Linked DNA regions of Mus musculus: region 2 is linked to region 1. Evidence: chromatin loops called from intact Hi-C (ENCODE). Cell type or tissue: left cerebral cortex. All regions are shown on one strand. Links, peaks and the distances in the headings refer to the core of each region. The heading gives the core; the rest is flanking DNA.

What was found. Hi-C counts contacts between places; a loop is a spot of excess contacts. Peaks named below come from ENCODE experiments on the same cell type or tissue, not always from the same donor. Only the 100,000 strongest peaks of a DNase experiment are listed, where the experiment ranks them.
Region 2: it touches region 1 in a loop (8-fold over the local background); 2 of 42 quality-filtered maps call a loop at or near these places.

The regions. Positions count from the first base shown.
Region 1 is chr4:147,934,538-147,945,292 of GRCm38, forward strand. It overlaps Plod1 (procollagen-lysine, 2-oxoglutarate 5-dioxygenase 1), which reads right to left and starts at 2,239. Exons shown (of 19, transcript NM_011122.3): 1 at 2,065-2,239. The coding sequence starts at 2,140. 2510039O18Rik (RIKEN cDNA 2510039O18 gene) reads left to right here and starts at 6,358. Exons shown (of 3, transcript NM_029841.3): 1 at 6,358-7,520; 2 at 10,071-10,755. The coding sequence starts at 6,488. In left cerebral cortex, for the core only: no CTCF peak of the experiment used is centred there; DNase peaks (open chromatin) are centred at 2,228, 3,785, 4,271, 5,671 and 1 more place; H3K4me3 peaks cover 3,321 bases; H3K27ac peaks cover 2,869 bases.
Region 2 is chr4:148,033,334-148,044,088 of GRCm38, forward strand. Clcn6 (chloride channel, voltage-sensitive 6) reads right to left here and starts at 5,480. Exons shown (of 23, transcript NM_011929.3): 1 at 5,348-5,480; 2 at 4,581-4,640. The coding sequence starts at 5,434. Mthfr (methylenetetrahydrofolate reductase) reads left to right here and starts at 5,744. Exons shown (of 12, transcript NM_010840.3): 1 at 5,744-5,799; 2 at 8,251-8,496; 3 at 10,092-10,330. The coding sequence starts at 8,264. RefSeq lists promoters at 5,194-5,832, 5,643-5,832, 6,085-7,878, 7,605-7,878. In left cerebral cortex, for the core only: CTCF peaks have their summits at 5,244 (motif pointing left) and 6,464 (motif pointing right); DNase peaks (open chromatin) are centred at 5,657, 6,533, 6,911, 7,242 and 4 more places; H3K4me3 peaks cover 5,216 bases; H3K27ac peaks cover 4,751 bases.

The DNA.
Region 1 (10,755 bases), core at 1,631-9,630:
ACCAATCTAGTCACCCGTTCTGAGGCCCTCATGCCAAAAGGGGGCAGGAAGAATATCATAGGCCAGAAAGTGCCTTGGCTGTCCAGGAATTCACTCTGTAGACCAGGCTAGCATCAAACTCATAGAGATGCCCCTGCCCCTGCCCCTGCTTCCCGAGTTCTGGGGTCAAAGGTGCGCATCCACCACCACACCCAGCCACGTTCATACCCCTGATCCACTACAGCACCCAGCATGGTAGAACAGCTGACTGGAGATAGAATCCAGAACCACTGGGGCTTCTCCAGTCTCCACCCATGCAGGTACCCTCTCCAGTCCACCATCAAGCCCATCAGAGCTCTGGGCCACCCACAAAGTATCAACAGGAGGTATGGGTTCCACCAGGATAGCACCCCCACCCTACCCCCTCGCCCCACCCCCACCCAACCTCAACAGCCACCAGGGCCACATGGGCCTGGCCACCTGAAAGCTCAGCCTTCCCCTCCTGCTGCCCAAAGTCCAGTAATGATGTCCCCAGATGGACAAACTATGACCCCAGTCAGCAGAGATGAAAGAGGCATGGTGGAAGAGCAGAGTGTTACGAACAGTTGGCTCAGCAAGGAATTTAGCCTTCCTGAACTCCACCATAGGAACCATGGATGAAGGAGCCCCCTTTCAGAGATTAATGTGAAGACCCAAATGAGTGTCTGAAGTGTGGAACACAGTGTCTGCCGGTGACGCCTCCATTCTTGGCACAGAGCGGGAGCTGAGTTCTGGGCTTCCTAGAGGGCAACTGAGGCTCTTGGAACTGGGATGGTCTGGAGTATCCGAGCACGCATCAGCAGAAGCAGGAGAAAGTGAAATGGAGAAAAAATGGCTGCCACTGGGCTCCAGGTTCCTGCCACTAGGTGGGCCTTTGCACACATTACCAACTCTGTAGTCGGGACTTATCAGAGTCTCTTATCTATCTTCCTTTGATGCTAGATTAGACCCTACCAAAACAAACAAACAAACAAAAAAACCCCAAAACAACAACAACAACAAACCTAGCTGCTCTGAGCTTGGAGAGAAAATGCCCAGAGCCTTGACTTTAAGGGGACTCAGGGGCTGGTCTTATTTGAGGAATCTCTTGTGATCTCTAGAAATGAGGTCTTGCCACTCTGTGTTGGAGTCTAAAATACCAAGCTTCTCAAAAACTGTGCATCACCAACGCGAAAGGCGTGTGACCCTATGTATAACTGAGCACAGATGGAAGACGGAGCAGGCATGCAAAAACCTGTGGCTCCCAGCACATGGGTTTCAAAGCCAGGTTCTTTTCCTTTCCTTTTTTTTTTTTTTTTTTTTTTCTTCCTTTCTTTCCTTTTTGGTCAGGGTCTCATGTAGTCTAGACTGACTTTAACCCTTCGTGTAGTTGAGGATGACCTTGGACTTCTGATAACCCTGCTTCAACCTCCCTGAGTACTGGGGTTATAAGCATGCACAACTATGTTTAGTTTATGCAGCGCTGGGGACCAAACCCTGGGCTGCATGCGAGCTAGGCAAGTGCTCTTACCAACAGGGCTCACCCACCGGAGCCCTCCACATTCCTACCACCCACCATGTTCAGGCCAACTCCCATGTCTCCAGCAACATGGGTGGAAGAAAACAGGATGCCCTGGAGAATGCGGCTGATTTGGAGCCTCAGTTTGTAAAGCTGGAAAACGGGGTTAACATAAGAAAACACTTCCAGCAAACGTATTTAACTGGTGCTTAACTAGTGAGGCCAGGCTGCAGCAGATCGTGTACGATAAACGGGAGTCTTGCTACTTATTATGGGAATTGTGATCATGGACTCCTCTGAGCGCCAAATGAGGGTAGGGGGCGCGCAAGGGGAGAGTGTACTTCGGCTGTCCCCTCCTCTGCCCGCAGCACAAACCTAGGAATCCCGACCCCATGAGAGGAAGTGATCTACCGGAGTCACCCGCGGGCAAGTGGACAGATGACCGCAACCCAGCTCCCCGGCTCCCCCCCTTCCAGCCCAGGTCGCCTGGACACCCCGGTCCTCGGCGAGACAGACGGCCAGGCACAGCTCCGCCGCCGCGTCCTCACCCTCTAGCTTGGCGTCATCCTTCGCCTGGACCAGAAGAAGCCAGGCCAACGGGGCCAGGAGCAGCAGGGACCGCATAGCGGAGTCTCGGGAACAACCCGCCGGCACTGAGACAGAAGCTGAACTGGAAACTTCGCGACGGGGCCGGCGGGCGCTGCCACGCACTGAGCCCGCCCCGGGGGCGGTGCCGCGCACGCCTCCGCCCGCCTCGGGGAAGGGTTTTCCTGCTTAGGCTTCTAGGTCCTCCAGACTTGGGGCAGGTCGTTGTGCCCCCTGGGTCCCGATGCCGGACCGTCCATGCTCTCCCTCCCCCGCTTCTCTCCAAGTGGGCGAGGAGGGCGAGGCCTTGATGTCTAGAAGAGGAGACTTAATATCATCTGCACCGCGATGGTGGGAATATATATATAAAGTCTAGCCCCAGCTCCCAAAAGAGAATCACTTAATTCAACTTTCCGCTCCCTGGAAGGAAATCAGAAAGTAGTCAAGGAAATTGCAGCGGTTAATTATGGGATGGATGTGTGTGTGTGTGGTGATGGTGGGGGGGGGGTATTAGATGGATGGATAAGTGGGTGTGTAAGTGGGTGAGTGAGTGGATGGTTGGATGGCGGTATAGGTGGATGGATGGGTAAGTGGCTGGCTGGCTGGATAGATGGATGATGGGGGGCCAGATGGATGGATGGGTGAGTGAGTGGATGGATGAATGAGGGCTAAGTGGATGGAGTGAAAATTTTCAGTGCCATTCACAGACAAAGTAAAAGAAGGTCAAAAGTTTCTGGAGCAAGGGTTCCTGGTCCAGATGTGAGCCAAGCACATCTACATTTAGACAAAATCTGTCAAGCCGTAGAAGAGAGCTCAAACAGGGACCCTGGAATCTCAGTCCCACAGATTAGATCCTAGGGCAGGGTTCGGGAGGGCGGGGGAGGAGGGGCTTGACGAAATCAGGGAGTTAGGGAGATTTGGTCTTTCACAAAGGAAACAGGCATCTACAGGATGCTAAGTGGGAAAGGTTTTCTCTTCAGTATGACTCATTGTTAAAGATAGATCCTCTGCCTAGCAGATAGGTCAAAACAAGGTTGGGTGGGGTAGGGTGGGGTCTGCCCAAATCCTAGCACTCAGGAGGTAGAAGAGCTCCATTGTCCAAAGCCAGCCTGAGCTGCACAGCCAGACTCAGTCAGAGAAGGGAGGAAGAAGGTGTCAAAGCGAGCTGGAATCCCAGCACTCAGGAGGCATAGCAGGATCAGGAGTTCAAGACATGCTCAGCCGTAGAGCTAGTGACCATATAGCTTGAGGCTAGTGTGGACTGTGTGAGACCTCAACAACACACACCCACCCCCAACACAGGAAACTTACAGACCAATGTTTGCAATGATTATTTCCAAGTTGTGGAATAAACATGTTCATAACTTATGCAGCGTTTCTAGGTCATATTATTGGGAATCGTTCTTCTTTTCTTGTTTCTCTTTTTCTTGAGAAAGATGTACAATACTTGTACAATTGAAGAACCACGTGTCCTTTCTGGGAAATAAGAACAGGCTGGAAAAATGGGCGTCCACCTCATTGTGCAGAGGTCAACTCACACTCTCACAGATGGTAGAAGAGAGGCCCAGGGCTATCCAGCAGCAAGCTCAAAGTCACAAGACCAACCAGAGGAAGCGACCTCAGCAGAATCTAGAACATTTGCTTCCTAGCAGGGACTTAGAGCCAGGAGCTGCTGCAGCTGGAGACAGGACTTGGCGCCAAGCATCCACCAGCATCCGCCGGGTGTTTTAGACCCAGAAGGTTGAGGACTGAGATCTCCAAACCCTTGGAGGAGGAAGTACAAGTGTAAATGGGGGAAGAACCAGCCAGCCTTGTTGGCTGGCTCGATTTTCAAAGCTCTTCCTCCAAGCTCACAACTGCCTTTCTCGTAAAGCTGTCACTTCTGTTTGCAAAACAAGAAACTAAGGCTCGAAGCAGTATCATCTGCCTGGCATCACACACCTGATGTGGGACCACAGTAAGGAAGCATCAGCCAGCTCCCAGCTAGAACTGCCTACAGCGATATACGCCAGATAGAAAACATTCCTGGGCAGTCATCAGAGTACAAATTAAAAGAGGGATCAGTTTTATAAACTGCCTGACCTTTCAAGAGGAAGAATTCACTCTTGTGAAGCCTGGCCTTACTCTTTTGGAACCTGTTTCCTGTTTGTTTCATCAAATTGCTAGAACTTGAGCCCAATCCAAGCTTCGTGTAGGGTGGCCTGTTTCTTTAAGCAAGAGGTGGTGGCTGCTGCCCAGATGTTGCCTCTAGTATTTCTAGTACGTGCTCCACGTGCAATGGACTGTTAAAGGCACAGGACTCCAATTTAATAGGAAACTGCTGGACAACTTCAGGATGGGAAGTTGTCCACACACAAACATGCATGCGGTTTCCTCCTGTCATCCATTAAAAAGTGGAGCTGGAGAGATGGTTCAGCAGTTAAGAGACTGGCAACTCACACGTGCCTGTAACTCCAGGGATCCCATACCATCTTCTGATTTGGACATACAACAATGTGCACATAGAGGCGTCAGCTCTCTCCTTCTACCACATAGGTCCTAGGTACAGAACTTAGGTCATCACACTTGCTGGCGAATGCTTTTACCTGCTGAGCCATCTTGCCATTAGATTTTTATTTTAACTTTAAGGTTCTGGGAAATCACTAGTGCTAGAGGAATATTCTGTTCTGAGCTAATAGTCTGCTAAAAAAAAAAGTGTGGTTGTTTTAGTTTGTTTTGAAATATGGTCTCACTGTGTAGACAGGCTAGCCTTGAACTTAGTAAAATCTACCTGCCCCTGCCTCTTGAAGAGTCAGATTAAAGATATGTGTACAACAACTGGCTAAAATGTGCTACTGAGCTCTGGGGTGTTTGTTTGCTTGCTTGCTTGCTTTAGTTTTTCTTTTTCTTTCTTTTTTTTTACACTGTAGCTGTCTTCAGACATTCCAGGAAACGGCATCAGATTTCATTACGGATCCCACCATGTGGTTGCTGGGATTTGAACTCAGGACCTTTGGAAGAGCAGTCGGTGCTCTTAACCGCTGAGCCATCTCACCAGCCCACTTTAGTTTTTCAAGACAGGGTTTCTCTGTGTAGTCCTGGCTGTCCTGGAACTCTGTAGACCAGGCTGGTCTCCAACTCCGAGAATTACCTGCCCTGCCTCTTAAATGCTAAGACTAACAGCATGTGCCACCACTGCTGGGCTCTTAGCATTCATTTTTGTGTGAAAATAAAAATGGGTAAAAAGCTGGACAAATGCCTTTGATTCTAGGGACTGGGGATGCTGAGAAAGGATCTTTTGGGCCTAGGAATTGTTTGAAGTCCAGTCTGGACAACAAAGGAAAGATTCTGTCTCAAAGATAAATAAAAATAAAAATCAAATCAAAACAGGACGAGCATTCTTCCAATGCGACACTGGCTTGCCACCTCAGCATACAGTTTTCTGTCTGCCTACAACCCACTAGAAGCCACCTTAAGTGACCGTTCAATTGTCAACTGTGAATTTGCAACAGCCCGTCTGGCTCTGGATTGCCCAGAATCCAAAGTGAAAACAATCGCCCACTGTCTACCTAGAATTCAAAGTGGAAACAACCACCCCACTGTCTGCTCCAGTGCTCCCAATGAATTCCGCCCCCCTCGCCCTTCCCCCCATATGGATGCTCCGGGTCTTGTCAAAGTATGAGATCTTAATGTTTCGCGTTATTTAATGAGTTAAAACTCAAGATTGACATCAAGAAAACTACTTGCTGTGTTCAAGAAACAGGCTGGATTTATGTCCCACTCTGGTGTACTCGCAGCCAGGCAGGTTTGAAACGCTGCCAACAAAATATTTCCTAGGAAATAATTTTTCAGTGGCTACCCTTCCTCCTCCTCTTCCTTCCCTCCTCCCTCCACTTCATTCCTCCCTGTCTCCTTCCCTTCTTTCTTTCCTTCCATTTACCCCCATGTCTTTTCTTCATTCAGTTAAATATAGTTTACAGAAACAGTACGTTCTTATTTTTTAACTTTAGGGCTGTTGAAACCATCAGCAGCAAACGAGGCGCAGCACATGTTGGGTTTGGCTTGCTCTCTGACTTTCTTTTCTTGCTCTCTTTTTTCCAACAAGCCGTTTGGACTCCTGCCCACACTCTTCCCTTCCCCACCCCGCCCCTCAGTCCAGGCCCCGCCCCCAAGGAGACCCCGCCCCCTCTCCAAATCCCGCCCCTGGCCGCTTTTCCACCTTGTCGCAAAAGACTCAGCGACGCCTTACGGCCGGTGGCGTTTGACGTCTAGGAGGCAACCAAGAAGAAGGAGGAAGCGGTGAAGGTGTCTGCTGGGGTGGCTGCGGCGGGCGTTGAGGAGGGCGCGGCGACGCGGCCCGGGGAGTGAGCGGCGGCGGCCGGGCGGGCAGGTTGGGCGGCGGGCCCGATGTGGCTGCAGCAGCGCCTGAAGGGGCTGCCGGGGCTGCTGTCGAGCAGCTGGGCCCGCCGCCTCCTCTGCCTGCTCGGCCTCTTGGTGCTGCTCCTGTGGTTCGCGAGCTCCGGGGCGCGGCGGGCGGCGGGCGGCCTGCACCTGCCGTCCTGGGCCCGCAGCGAGCCGGGCGCCGCCGAGCCGTCTGCCTGTCTGGAGGCGGCCACCCGCGCGTGGCGCGGCCTGCGTGATCGCGGCGAGGCGGTGCCGCTTGGCCCCGGGGTGCCAGCCCTGGTGGCCAACGGCTTCCTGGCTCTGGACGCCTCCAACAACCGGCTGTGGGTGACGCCCGGAGAGCGGGAGCCTGCCGTGACGCCGGACTTCGTGCCCTTCGTGCAGCTACGCCCGCTGAATGTGGTGGCCGAGGCTGGAGAGGCGGTGCTGCTTCTGCGGGAGGGCCTGCTGCGCCGAGTGCGCTGCCTGCAGCTGGGGACCCCGGGCTCGGGCCCTGCCGCTGGTGTCCCCGGGCCCGCCTCGGCCTCCGGGCTCTCCGCGGGGTCGGGCCGGGACTGCGTGCTACTGCAGGAGGACTTCCTGGCGCACCGAGGCCGACCCCACGTCTATCTGCAGCGCATCCAGCTCAACAATCCCACGGAGCGCGTGGCCGCGTTGCAGACTGTGGGGCCCACCGCAGGCCCAGTCCCCAAATCCTTCACCAGCACCCTGGAGAAGGTCGGAGATCACCAGTTTCTCCTCTACTCGGGCCGGTCCACACCCCTTCCATCGGGGCTGGTGCACTTGGTCGTGGTGACCTCTAAGAAGTTAGTGAACAGGCTCCAGGTGGCTCCCAAGACACAGCTGGACGAGACGGTGCTGTGGGTGGTGCACATCTCTGGTCCCATCCACCCCCAGGTGCTCAAAAGCAAAGGAGCCAAGGAGCTCAAGGCGCTGCAGGACTTAGCACGGAAGGAGATGCTGGAGCTGTTGGAGATGCCCGCCTCGGAGCTGCTTCAGGATCACCAGTACCTCTGGGCCCAGCTCTTCAGTCCCGGTGAGGCCTCGTTGCGGGCTTGGTGCCCAGCCACCACTTGACGTCCGTGTGCATACTGTCCACTTTAGTGGTGTCCCCCCATGCTCGGTGGTGGTCACACAGAGGGTTGCAACTTGGCCTTGATGTTCAACGGTTGGCTCTTCTTAAACACTTTGAAGCTATATGATCTTGGCTCTGTGGTCTTAGCTTTTTGAGCCATAACAGTAAGTTTTATAAGGTTTTAGTGGAGGTTTGAGTGTACACGTTCAGTTTTATTGTCTGTTCTTGGCCTTGAGGCCTGACCTGAGCTGGTGGAGGGGTTTGGTTTGTGAGGGGGAGAGAGTCAGTTTGTAAAGAAGAAACCATCAGGGAGATGCAGAGGCACTCTGTTTTGGCCACCGGAACTTGTTTCTGTCTGACTTCAGCTTCTGACATTTGAGACTAAGATTCACCTTGCCACTGTAGTGGCAGTGCTAATTAATGCCAGAATGCTGGAGACTTCCTCCAGTGCGTGAATGTGCAGGCAAAGCGAAAACTTTCTTAAAAAAAACAACAGCAAAAAACAAAAACCTCTTATTTATTCTTTGGAAATGAAAACCTTTCCTGTCAACTGTTTAAGAAAAGAAATACAATCCACAGTCAGTACTGAGTTTTGGTTTTCAGGGTTACAGTTACCATCACTCCCCTATGGTTGTGCAGAGAGAGTTTTGTTCAGTCAAGAGGTATCTCCCTGGCGGGGCAGTGGTGCCTTACGCCTTTAATCTCAGCACTTGGGAGGCAGAGGCAGTTGGAACACTGTCTCAAAAACAAAAAACAAAAAAAAAAAGTAGCTGTAGACCAGGCTGGCCTCAAACTCAGAAATCCACCTGCTTCTGCCTCCCAAGTGCTGGGTTTAAAGGCGTGCGCCACCACTGCCCGGCTGGCAAGCAAGTTTTATCCACGAAGTGCTTGCTTTAGTCTGGTTTGGGAGAAGACAGGAACATGAACATTTTAAGAGGGACAACTCTGGAAAGCTCTGTGAAGAACCTGGATTGTGTAGTACTGGCAAGGGTATGGGGTGGGAGGGCCACCCCTCTGCTCCCTGGTATAGAGACACTCAGTTAGGCCTGAGTGGCAAGAAGCAGCCAGTCATGTGACCAGAAAGAGGGCATTCAAGGCTGGAGACTGCCCTAAGCAGGTTAAGCCAGGTGCTGAGCAGGATCAGGGCGGTGTGAACTTGAAGCCTTGAGGAAGGACCAGGAGTTTATTCTGAGATGGGAGAATGGGAATGAGCAGAGTATACACTAAGGGGAAATAGGTACATAGACAGGGCAAGGGGGTCTTGGGAGCCCAAGGGCAGGAGGAGACATCCCAGTCATGACATGGACATAGAAGTGGTGGGTCTTGGTGTTTTGGAGGGAGGACTGTTAGGCAGTGGTTTGTCTGTGGGAAGCGAGACCTGGAGGGCAGCTCCCTGATTTGGGGTTGTGAACAGTTCACCCTAAGTCAGTTGTGCCTGTCAGATACCCAGGTGCAGATGCTGAGGGGGGTGATGAGCCCCATGAGTCTAGACTCATTTTAATAGGGGGCCATGTCACTTAAAGCCACAGTGCTGAACCAGGTTAGGGTGCTTTCAGGCTGTAATCTAGCACTCCAGGAGAGTGAGGCAGGAGGATGACATACATAGAGAGCCTGCCTCCAAAAAGAAAAAAATTGAATAAAATCAGATATTAAGATAGCTTTAATAGGAACTGGAGAGATAGCTCAGTGGTTAAGAGTACTTGTTGCTCTTCCACAGGATCTGGGTTTAATTCCCAACACGCTTGTGGTGGCCCACAATATACTATAACTCCAGTTTCAAGGGATCAAGGTCCAAGAGACCTGCACATAAATGATGCTTAGGCACATATGCATATATACAAACATAAGATAAATTATAAGCTATAGTTATTAGAGTGATAGAATAACCAGCCAGTATTGACTATAACACAGATGCTCTGTGATTGGGAGTTCTAGACCATAGGATTCACACCAAGTCCTGACAAGTGTATGGTGCTCTTGGTTCTGCCAGGAGGTCTGCCACACTCCTGTTAGAGTCCCTATTAGTTAACTCTACGTCACTGCAACAAAAGCGATTTGCTGAAGAAAGTTTATTTTGGCTTACAGTTCAAAGAGGGGCAACTCATCATGGTGGGAAAGACACAGTAGCAGAAGTAGGAGGTGGCTGGTTGGTCACACGGCTTCTGCAAGTCAGGAAGTCGGGAGAGATGAATGCTGGTACCTAGCTACAGTCTTGGATCTCAGTCCATGGTATAGGACAACCAATATTTACGGTGGCTCTTCCCGCTTCAGTCTAATGTAGAAAATCTTACGTAGACAGGCACGGATGCGTGTTTCTGTGGTGATTTAAGTCCTACCACATTCAATCAAGATGGGCCATCTCAGGAAGTAAGGACAGCTCTACCACACCCAGGGCACTGCTATCTTTTATTGCTGATCCAAAGCTCTACCTTCTGTAGCTCTCACCTTTGTTCCATCTCTTCTGCCTCCAGCCAGGCCTTCCTCCCTAACGTGCAACCTCTGGTATTACAGGTGTGGAGATGAAGAGGATCACGGATGCTCACACGCCATCTGGCCTGACCGTGAACCTGACCCTGTACTACATGCTCTCCTGCTCTCCAGCCCCACTGCTCAGCCCCTCTCTGAGCCACAGGGAACGCGAGCAGATGGAGGCAACGCTCAACTATGAAGACCACTGCTTCAGTGGCCATGCCACCATGCATGCCGAGAACCTGTGGCCTGGCCAGCTCTCCTCAGTGCAGCAGATCCTGCAGCTGGCTGACCTGTGGAAGTTGACCCTCCAGAAGCGCGGCTGCAAGGGGCTGGTGAAGGTTGGCGCTCCGGGCATCCTGCAAGGCATGGTGCTCAGCTTCGGCGGGCTACAGTTCACAGAAAACCACCTGCAGTTCCAGGCCGACCCCGAGGTGCTCCACAACAGCTATGCGCTTCACGGCATCCGCTACAAGAACGACCACATCAACCTGGCTGTGCTGGTGGACGCTGAGGGCAAGCCCTACCTGCATGTGTCTTTGGAGTCCCGAGGCCAACCCGTCAAGATCTACGCCTGTGAGGCAGGCTGCCTCCATGACCCCGTAGAGCTGACCTCAGAGCCTGGAGGCCACACCTTCTCTGTCATGGTGACCCAGCCCATCACACCACTGTTGTACATCTCCACCGACCTCACACATCTGCAGGACCTGCGGCACACGCTGCACCT
Region 2 (10,755 bases), core at 1,452-9,451, 99 kb after region 1:
TTATCTAGCTTTAAGAATTGTTTTTCAGGCTGGGTGTGGTGGCACACACGCCTTTAATCCCAGACAGAGGCAGGGAGATTTCTGAGTTCAAGGACACCCTGGTCTACAAAGTGAGTTCCAGGACAGCCAGGGCTACACAGAGAGACCCTGTCTCAAAAACAAAACAACAACAAATAAAAACCCACAAACAAACAAACAAAAGAATTGTTTTTCAGGCTGGCGAGATGGCTCAGCGGGTAAGAGCACTGACTGCTCTTCCGAAGGTCCTAAATTCAAATCCCACATGGTGACCTCCCGTAATGAGATCTGACACAGAGCTACAGTGTACCTGTTTATAATAATAAATAAATCTTTGGGCTGGAGAGAACAGGGACTGAGTGAGCGGGGCCAACTGGAGCAAGCAGGGCCGGCTGGAACGAGCAGAGGTCCTAAAAGTCACTTCCCAACAACCACATGAAGGCTCACAACCATCTGTACAGCTACAGTGCACTCACATACATAAAATAAATAAATAAATCTTAAAAAAGAAAGAATTGTTTTTCTAATTTCTTAAAAGTGCGTGTTTTCTTTTTTTCCCATTACCCGAGAACCAACTCTTTCAGAGGCCTAGATCTCCAGAGTATGAAGAAGGCCTTCTGCACGCTATTGTAATGCTATTGTAATGACTAGGCTGAGGGCTGCTATTGTAATGCTATTGTAATGACTAGGCTCAGCGCTGCAACCCTAAAGAGTCAGGATGTGGTTGGCCGCCACAGACACTGATTAGAAAGTTCAGTTTTCACCCAGGCATATGCCTATTACACAGCACTCAGAAGGACCTTGAGTTTAAGGCCAGCCTGGGCTACACAGCAAGACTCACAATCTTTTGCTTAGTCTTCTATTTTTCTCCCTATCCTTCCTCCTTCCTTTGTTGTTCTGGGATCAAACCCAGGACCCTACACATGCTAGAAAAGTGCCCTGCCACTGAGATATAGTCCTAGACCCTGGGACACTGTGTCTCAAACAGAAAAAGGAAAGGAGGGGAGAGAAATTTACTTGTAACCTCTGACCTCTGAGAAGAGAGACAGAAGCCGGGCGTGGTGGCGCATGCCTTTAATCCCAGCACTCGGGAGGCAGAGGTAGGCGAATTTTTGAGTTTGAGGCCAGCCTGGTCTACAGAGTGAGTTTCAGGACAGCCAGGGCTACACAGAAAAAAACCTTGTCTCAAAAAACCAAATTAAAATAAAATAAAATAAAATAAAGAAGAGAGGCAGAAGACTAAGCTGCTCACCAATGGCAAAGGATGCCATCAGTCACACCTACATAACAAAGCCTCTAAGGAGCTGAGAGGACTAGGTCCCAAGAGCAGGAGGATACTGGAAGGATGGCCCCCCCAGGAGATCAGGAAAGCTCCCACAAACCTTACCTGCACACCTCTATCTGCCTGTACAGCTATACCCTTTAGTAAATGCATTAATAAACTGGGTACCCAAAATCATGTTTTCCTGAGTGCTATGAATGGCTCTACCAATCTAATCAGACTGGGGTGGCACGACAACCCAGTCTTTCTTTCTTTCTTTCTTTTTTATTTTTATTGTTTTGGTTCTTCAAGGCAGGGTCTTACTACGTAGCTTTGGCTGTTCTGAAACTCACTACATAGACCAAGCTGGCCTCAAACTCAGAGATCTGCCTGTCTCTGTCTCCCAAGTGCTTTGATTAAAGGTGTGTGCAACCACAGCCAGCTTCCTACCACTTTCGGCAGGCAAATGCAGCCCCCAACCTGGGGATCTGTTGCTGCCTCCAAATAACCAGTGTCTGCTGGAGATCTTCTTGGGGTGTGGGCAAAGAAGCCTCCTGCAGCTGGAGTCAAAAATGGGGTACAGGGTAAGGTGAGAGGGAGAGGAAGTTCTTTCTCTGAAGCCTCTGTCTACCTAAGGTCAGGATTTGCCACAGGACAGTCAAATGCTGGGAATCCCTCTCCAGACTTCCTGTCAACAGGGGCAGATAATGGAGACAGAATCACAAGGCAGGACAGAGATCTAGCAGCCAGCCCAAACTGTCCCAGCAACTATCTGTTCTTTAAACCCAGTCACCTGTCTACCCTAACATCCATGTAAAATCAAATAGAGATAACTCTATTTTAAATGTCAAAATTTTAAAAAATGAAAACCAAGCTCTCTCTTCTGAAGTTGCCTATACCTATCTGCCTGAGAAGAATGCTATCCTATCTCTCTCTCCTGCTGTGCCTGGCTCTCAGGTATGTACCCGCCTCTCTGTCTTAATCCAGCCATGGCAAGTTTATTCCCCCACCCACCCACAGGGAGAGATGGGAATGGCCTTTGTCCCACACCAGGGCTCCACAAACAAGTTTCAGCTATCCAGAAGAAGCAAATCTACAGAGGCAGAGGATTAAGGGCCACCTACACTGGGTGTGCCCCTAATACGGATATACGGCTGTACTGGAGGCCATCTAGGGGTACACAGAGTGACCATGTCTTAAAAAAAAAGAAAAAGAAGGGGCTGGTGAGATGGCTCAGTGGGTAAGAGCACCCGACTGCTCTTCCGAAGGTCCGAAGTTCAAATCCCAGCAACCACATGGTGGCTCACAGCCACCCGTAATGAGATCTGATGCCCTCTTCTGGTGCTGTCTGAAGACAGCTACAGTGTACTTACATATAATAGATAGATAGATAGATAAATAAATAAATAAATAAATAAATAAATAAATAAATAAATAAGAAAAAGAAAAAGCTGACTCGATGGCTCAGTGAGCAAAACCATAGACCCACAACCTGAGTTCCATTCCCAGAACCCAAGTAAAGATCAGAAAACTAACTCCACAGACCTCCACATGTGACCCCTTAACAATAACAACAGATTTTAGCCGGGCGTGGTGGCACAGGCCTTTAATCCCAAGCACTCGGGAGGCAGAGGCAGGCAGATTTCTGAGTTCAAGGCCAGCCTGGTCTAAAGAGTGAGTTCCAGGATAGCCAAGGCTATACAGAGAAACCCTGTCTTGAAAAACAAAAACAAACAAACAAACAAAAAAACCCAACAGATTTTATTTTTATATGCACAAGTGTTTTGCCTGCATGTATATATGTGTACCACATGCATAACTATTTCCCACAAAGGCCAGAAAGGGACACTGAATATCCTAAAATCGAATACAGATGGAATTGAACCCAGGACCCCGGGAAAAGCAATCAGTGCTTTTAACAACTGAGCCATCTTTCCAGCCCCTAACAATAAGTTTTAAAATTAAAAAAGAAAAATGTCATCCCCCTCCCCCCCATCCCAAATAAATACAAAAAGCTGCTCAGAGGGCTGGCCCTTAGATGTACGCTGAGCAGACTTCCCTGATTAGTGTCTGAATGAATTTGCTCTTATGAACATAAAACAGTTGGGGCGTGGTGGCACACACTTTTAATCCTAGCTCTTGGGAGGCAGAGGCAGGTGGATTTCTGAGTTTGAGGCCAGCCTGGTCTACAGAGTGAATTCCAGAACAGCCAGGGATACACAGAGAAACCCTGTCTCAAAAAGAAAAAATAAATAAATAAACAAAACAGCATAAAACAAACAGCTTCCCACAAACTTGTATGTGGAGATGGCTAAATGGGAAACATTAAAGATTTGAGTGTAAAATCACTAATCCATAAAAAAATTCACATGAGGGGCTGTCGAGATGGCTCAGTGGTTAAGAGCGCCGACTGCTCTTCTGAAGGTCCCTAGTTCAAATCCCAGCAACCACATGGTGGCTCACAACCATCTGTAACGAAATCTGATGCCCTCTTCTGGAGTGTCTGAAGACAGCTACAGTGTACTTACATATAATAAATAAATAAATCTAAAAAAAAAAAAAAATTCACATGAACATTCTATCAGCCTAAGGCAAGCGAGCTACAAATGGGTGTGACAGAGTTACTCAAAAGGTTGGATAGGGAAACAAAAATGTTGGATAGGGAGGCTGGAGAGATGGCTCAGCAGTTAAGAGCACTGACTGCTCTTGCAGAGGTCCTGAGTTCAACTCCCAGCAACCACATGGTGGCTTATGACCATCTGTAATAGGAATCCGTGTCCGAAGACAGCTACAGTATACTCATATACATTAATTAAATAAATAAATCTTTTTCAAAAAATAAGAGGTTGGGATAGGATTGATGGAGCAGCCTTTGTGAGTCTCCAGAAGAGCTCTTCCCATCTCAGCCTCCCAAGTCCAGTGGCAAACTAAAAGGAACCACAACATGTGGCCCCACACTCTTCAAAGTTTCATATCTGAAACTGGAAACTATAATCCAGAATAGGGCAGAAGAGAGAGAGGCAAGGTCTCCTCACAGCTCACGAGAGAGACTGTTTTGAGCACTCACAGGGAAGAGCTTCGACCCTGGGTCCCTGGAAGGTTTAATGGCAAACACGCTCTATATCCAGGCAGAACTGGAATGCATCACCACCAGACTGTGGGACCAGGTTAAGGACTTGCTAGGCAGTCATCTCCCCCATTCCCTGAGGCAGAGGGTCAAAGAGCATCTCTGGTTGGAGGCCTGAAGCACTCAGTCCTCTCACTACACCAGTTACCCAGGACAGCATCTGGAACACCTCACCTCATAGTCTTTCCTTGGAAGAATCTCATCCTCTTCTTCCTGTGTCTCCCCAAGGATGGTCTAGAAAAACAGATTCACAGAATGGAGATCTTTTAATGGGTTAAGGGTACAAGGAGGGTAGTATTATTAAAATCGAAATTAGCTAGAGCCATCTTCAAAGAGGAACAATGTTTCAAAACCATGAGCTCTACATTTCTATTGATCGGCGAATTCTTTAAATCGTAATGCTCACCTTCAGGACACCTGAAAGATGTCTGATGGCAGCTTCGTTGGAGGAGAAAATTCGTGTTTCATTTGACAATAGACTGACTACGGAATCGGGGGGAATGAATCAATTCTGAGAACACAACTCAAGTTTTCCCAGCTTGCTTTGCACGGGGAAGCTGGATCACCAGTGACCCAGAAAGAGTGAAGGGTAGAGAATAAGAACAGGCCAGAGAAACTACACCAACGGCATGGGCGTCACGTCCCGCGCAAGGGCTCATTCTACAATGCTTGCTTCGTTCAAAACTCAAAGAGAATATGGACGGCATTAATTCAAGCTGGCCGAGGCCCTCCCTCGGAGTCCAGAGAGAGGTTATAGAACAGAACTCTGGCTGGGGCACGCGGAGGTAAGCTGGATGCTTCCCGAGCCCAGGCAGCGGTCTCCGGGCCCCACCCGCTGCCACCTGCAGGCGCGGTCCGGCGCGGCCCCACCCCCGGCAACGCCTCTTGTCATCCTGTCATCCCTCCGTAGCCACCCCTTCCCCAGCCAGGCAGCCGCTCACCAGCTCCTCGGGGGTGCGGCTCTCCCGTTCACCGCAGCAGCAACACCACCGGCAGCAGCAGCACACGGACCCCCTGCACCCCGCCATCTTCCTCCTTTGCTGCCGCTCCGGACCACCTAGGCCAACCCCCCTCCCACCCAGGATCCGCGCCTCACGTGACTGGCCCCGGGAGGGTCACGTGGCCCTCTCGAGCTCTGGGTCCGGAGACAGGGAGTGGCTGCAGACGGGTGGGGCGAGGGCTCGCGTCACATGACGCAGTACTTGGCTGGCTTCCCCTGAGACCTCTGGGCGCGGCCATGTTGGGGCGGGACTTCCGGCCGTCGTCTCGTCTCGTAGATGTGGCTTCCGCCTGCCGCTCGTCCTGTTTCCCTTAGCAACCGACAGCTCCGCCCCGCCTTCTTCGCCAGCCCTAGGGAGGTGGCACCCTCGCCGCCACCGATCTGACGCAAGAGGTAACGCAAAAGGCTTGGGACGCTGCGGATAGATTCGCAGAGTCGGGAACACACCACCGCAAGCTAGACCTGTGGGCAGGCGGTTAGGTGCTGGCCGGCCCTTTGCACGTGAAGGCTCCTTAGGGCCTATGAATACTCATGGAGGCTGTCACCCCAGCCCCACTACCTGCAGGAAGGTATCTCAAAGTTAAAGGAATCCTGGATCTGGGGCAGTGATCCAGACCCTGCAGCCTTCTGGGACCCGCATCCCCGCCACGGCCTGTGACCCATTGACCAGGTGACCCGATTACCATCCCTCAGGCCATGGTGGCTGCCTGCCATAGTGTCTGTCTGTCTAGCTCTCTCGCTCGCTCTCTGGGATTTTGTTTGGTTTGGTTTGGTTTTCGCGACAGATTCTCTGTGTAGCCCTAGCTGTTCTGAAACTCTCTGTAGATCAGGCCTCGAACTCCGAGATCCATTGCCTCCTGCGAGCTGAGATTAAATATGTGCGTTGTCATGCCTGGTTGCCATAGTCTCTTAAACCCATCTCCCTGACAGCATCTGGAAAGGAAGAGTGGACCGACCATTAGTTTCAACGCCCAGGTGTCCATAGCATCCTGCAGTTCACATGCATCTATCACAACTCTTCCGGGAGTGGTGGGCTCAGTGTTTGTCAGTCTTATTTAAATGATCAGTAGGTGGCAGCGAGGCATTTTGAGATTGGTGTGGAGGTCTTGGCAGTTTTGAGCCCAGTGAGTACTGCCTGTTTTACTACTCTGCCAGGCACTGGCGATGCCACGCCTGAGACTGGTCTTTCTGGTCCAGTCACAGGCAGGGGACTGGACAGTAGAAGGGTAAACAAATTTGTCGGTTCACAGGCTCATCCTTGTGTGATTTGGGAGCTCAACTAATAATGGATAGGGGGTGGGAACTGTTAGAAATGCTTAAACCGAGCCGGGTGTGATGGCGCACGCCTTTAATCCCAACACTCAGGAGGCAGAGGCAGGCGGATTTCTGAGTTTGAGGCCAGCCTGGTCTACAAAGTGAGTTCCAAGACATCCAGGGCTCTACAGAAAAACCCTGTCTCGAAAAACCAGAAAAAAAAACAAAAATGCTTAAACCTTGGAGCGGTTTGCTGTGCCTGAGTCAGCTCCTCCGGTTTTGTTCCAGCAGTGAAAACGAGGCATTTCCCTTGGGTGGAGGAGGAAGGCCTTTGAAGGCCTTTCTCACTCTCCATGAGAACCTGGCAGTTTTAGGTCAGAACAGAAGTGGGACAGATAGATTGGGAGTAACACTGGCACTAAGTCTGGAGTCCAGGAGGGGAAAGAGCAATGGATTTCTTCCGATTCTTGAAGCTGAGACCCAAAATGGTACACTGACTTAAGAGGTGGAAGTTTCTGGAAAGAAACAAACCTGACCTGGTTTCTCTGTTGCTCCACGTCACCACACAGATAGCCACTACTGTGCTGGCCCACTGCTGTGCAGTGGTAGTGTTTGCTTCTTTTCCAGACTAGACTGCAGTATGGCCCTGTGCCCTGTTGGAAGGGCGTATGTGGTAGACTGTGGTCACTGATCCTTTTGACTTAATTGGCGTGTTTAGGGAGAGCTGCTACCAGGGCAGGCACAGATGGAACAACCTTTGTTCAGAGTTGGACATAAATCCATCCCTACCCTCGGTGACTTCAGTCCACCTGCCTCTGCAGCCCAGCCCGTGGCAAGTTCTAGCTCACAACACAACAGTCTTTTTGAAGTAGTGTGATCTCAGGAGATCTGGCTGCTTGGCCATGCTGCAGAAAGCCTATATAACACGTTCCAGGCGAAGCCAGCCACAGTGAGCTGTTCTTTCTTTGGTGGGGGAAATCTAGTGATCCTGAATGGCTAATAGCTAATCTCTAACCCCTGCCTGCCCACTCCTCCCCTCCCCCACTCATCTTCCTCCTTTGACTTGCGCCTGAGCCTTCTCCAGCCGGGAAACCTTACTCCCGCCCCTTTGCGTGGCCCCAGCTTCAGCTCGGGGCTCTTTGTCACAGCTCCGCCCAGTTGGGCACACCCTCCAGGAAAGGTTCCTTCCCCACTCACTCTGGGTCTGAGCAGATCGGGATGAACCATCAAAAAGCCAAGGTCCTCCCAGCTGGGCACTGTTATCCATCCCTGGGGATGTGGGCCTCAGAGGCTGGCTGCGTGAGGCTTTCTGTGCCACCCTCTATCAGGTAGCTGTCGCCTACGATCCGATCTGTGAGCTGAAGGACCCAAGAGCCGCTCAGTGGGAGGTGGTCATACAAAGAGGCAGACGACAGCAGGGGCGTGGGGGGGAGGGCAAAGCTCTTGGAGCCTCTGGGTAGGAGCTGCAAGACTCTCACCCGTGCTGACTGATGAAGCAGTGACTGCCACCGGAGCCGCCTGCTCAGGTGTTGGGTGTGCATGGGGTTTGGCTACCAGCCCTCTAATACCCCCGGCCCCCACCCTCTACAGCAGGAATCCAGCCATGGTGAACGAGGCCAGAGGAAGTGGCAGTCCCAACCCGCGATCTGAGGGCAGCAGCAGTGGCAGCGAGAGTTCCAAGGACAGTTCAAGATGTTCCACCCCCAGCCTGGACCCAGAGCGGCACGAGAGACTCCGGGAGAAGATGAGGCGCAGAATGGACTCTGGTGACAAGTGGTTCTCCCTGGAGTTCTTCCCCCCTCGAACTGCTGAGGGAGCTGTTAACCTCATCTCCAGGTGAGTAGGGAGGTTAATCGCGGGGGTCGGCAGGCTCAGGGGAGCGTGAGCTGCCCTTTAACCCGGCAGGAAAAGGCTCTGGGGAGGGAGGGGAGGCAGGAAGAAGCAGAGGCGAGACAGGGAGTTTAGTCTGTGACTTATAACTTCTTGTCTGTGAAAGTCCCTCTGAAGCAGCATTAGATAAGTTTGGACGAACTCTCAGTGAGCCAAAAATGTTCATTTTTCAGGCTGCATTCTTTGGCAGAGCTTGGGGCTGGCTCATGAGGAGCTTAGGAAGTCAACAAACCGCAATTCAGGGAATGTGTTGAGCTAGCTGGACACAGAGAGAGTGCTTTTCCAAATCAGGAAACACCACATGTTTTGTGATAGCACTTTCTGAATTCCAGTTCCTTTTCTTCAAGTCAGAGAGTGATTTGTAGACCACAAGACCCCTGGGCTACGTCCTGCAGCATCACAAAAATGAGAGAAAGGAAAGTCAGGCACACTGGTATCCTTAATACCAACACTCAGAGGCAGGAGGATAAATAACTGTGAGTTCAAAGCCAGCCTAAGCTACCTAGAATCCAGGCCAGCCAGCCAGGGTTATGTAACGATGCCCTATCTTTAAAAGAGGGAGGAGTGTAGCTGAATTGATGGAGTAAATAGCTTGTCAGAAATCTTAAATTTGATTCCTAGCACTGCATAGACAGGGTGTGGGAACATGACTGCAATCCCAGCACTCAGGAGGCAAAAGCAAGCAGATCTGAGGTCAAGGATAGCCTGGTAGAGAGCCAGGCATGGTGGCACACACCTTTATTCCAGCACTTAATAGGCAGAGGCAGGCAGATCTGTGAGTCTGAGCTCAGCCTGGCCTACATAGTGAGTTCTAGGACAGCCAGGGCTACATAGTGGGACCCTTGTCTTGAAAACAAACAGCAAACAAAGAAATACTCAGCTACATAGGGAGTTTGAGGTCAGTCTGGACTACACGAGACCCTGTCTCAGAAACAACCACAAACATTAATGCCTTTTAATCCGTATTTGTCACATGCTGTTTTCTGGGTCCTGAAATCAAGACCCTGATGTTTAAACACACCATTATAGCTTTAACAGTGCTGATGCCCACAAAAGCTTTTGAATCTAGTTCAGGAACTGAGCCTTCCTCGGCAGGACTCTTGGCTGATGCAAAGAGGCCATGGTGGCAACACAAGAGTCTGTTGATTTCTCTCTGCCTTCCCTAAAGTGAGGCTCTCTGCCCACCCACTACTGAGATTCCTGAACCCTCAGCTGTCAAGACTCTTAAAAAGCTAGTGTGTTCCACTCTGAGAAGCGCAGAATGCTGTTCACACAAAATAGTGACATTGTTATACATCAGTGTGATAACCATTGAGGCACTCACTGAGCCCGGGCCCTGCTCTGAGGAGGCTGCACAGCCATCTGACCCAGAACCCTGATGGCTGTCCAGTAGGTACTGTCACCTGCCACACCTGACAAAGAATCTGCGGCTCCATGCATTACTAGGTCATGTGCCTGGGAAGTACTGCTCTGATACCAACTTGCCTTCTCTGAGCTCCTATTTACCCCAGGAGCCTACTTAAGGAGGAAATCCCCTACAGGTTTGACCGGATGGCAGCAGGGGGCCCCCTCTTCGTAGATGTTACCTGGCACCCAGCTGGAGACCCTGGCTCAGACAAGGAGACCTCCTCCATGATGATCGCCAGCACAGCAGTAAACTACTGCGGCTTGGAAACCATCCTGCATATGACCTGCTGCCAGCAGCGCCCGGAGGAGATCACAGGCCATCTGCACAGAGCCAAGCAGCTGGGCCTGAAGAACATAATGGCGCTGAGGGGAGGTGTGGCGCCAGCACCCCTCCTCTTTGGGTTCTTGCTTTCCTGAAGGCTTCTCCTGTCCCCAGACAAGTCCTTTACTTTCCTTGGGCTCTGCACTAAGCACATCCAGGGCCAGCTTGCTGCAGGAGGATCAGTGATCAATCGCTGTGGGTAATGAGTCCATTGTGGGTGTCACACAGGTGGGATGGCCGTGTCTACAGCTTGACCTGTCTACAGTTCAGCTGGGACATGGCTTGTGCCCAATAACCCTGTTAGAATTACACAGGGCCATCAATCGGTTGTGGCACTGTCTGACCTAGTCATAGAGTGAGTGCTGTGTTGGAATTTCCCAGGAGCACTGGGAGCTTGCTATCCTCAGGGCACTCAAGAGTGGTGGGTGGGAGCCTGGGGGGGGGGGAGATCTGTGGCTTCCGCTCCCACCACAGAG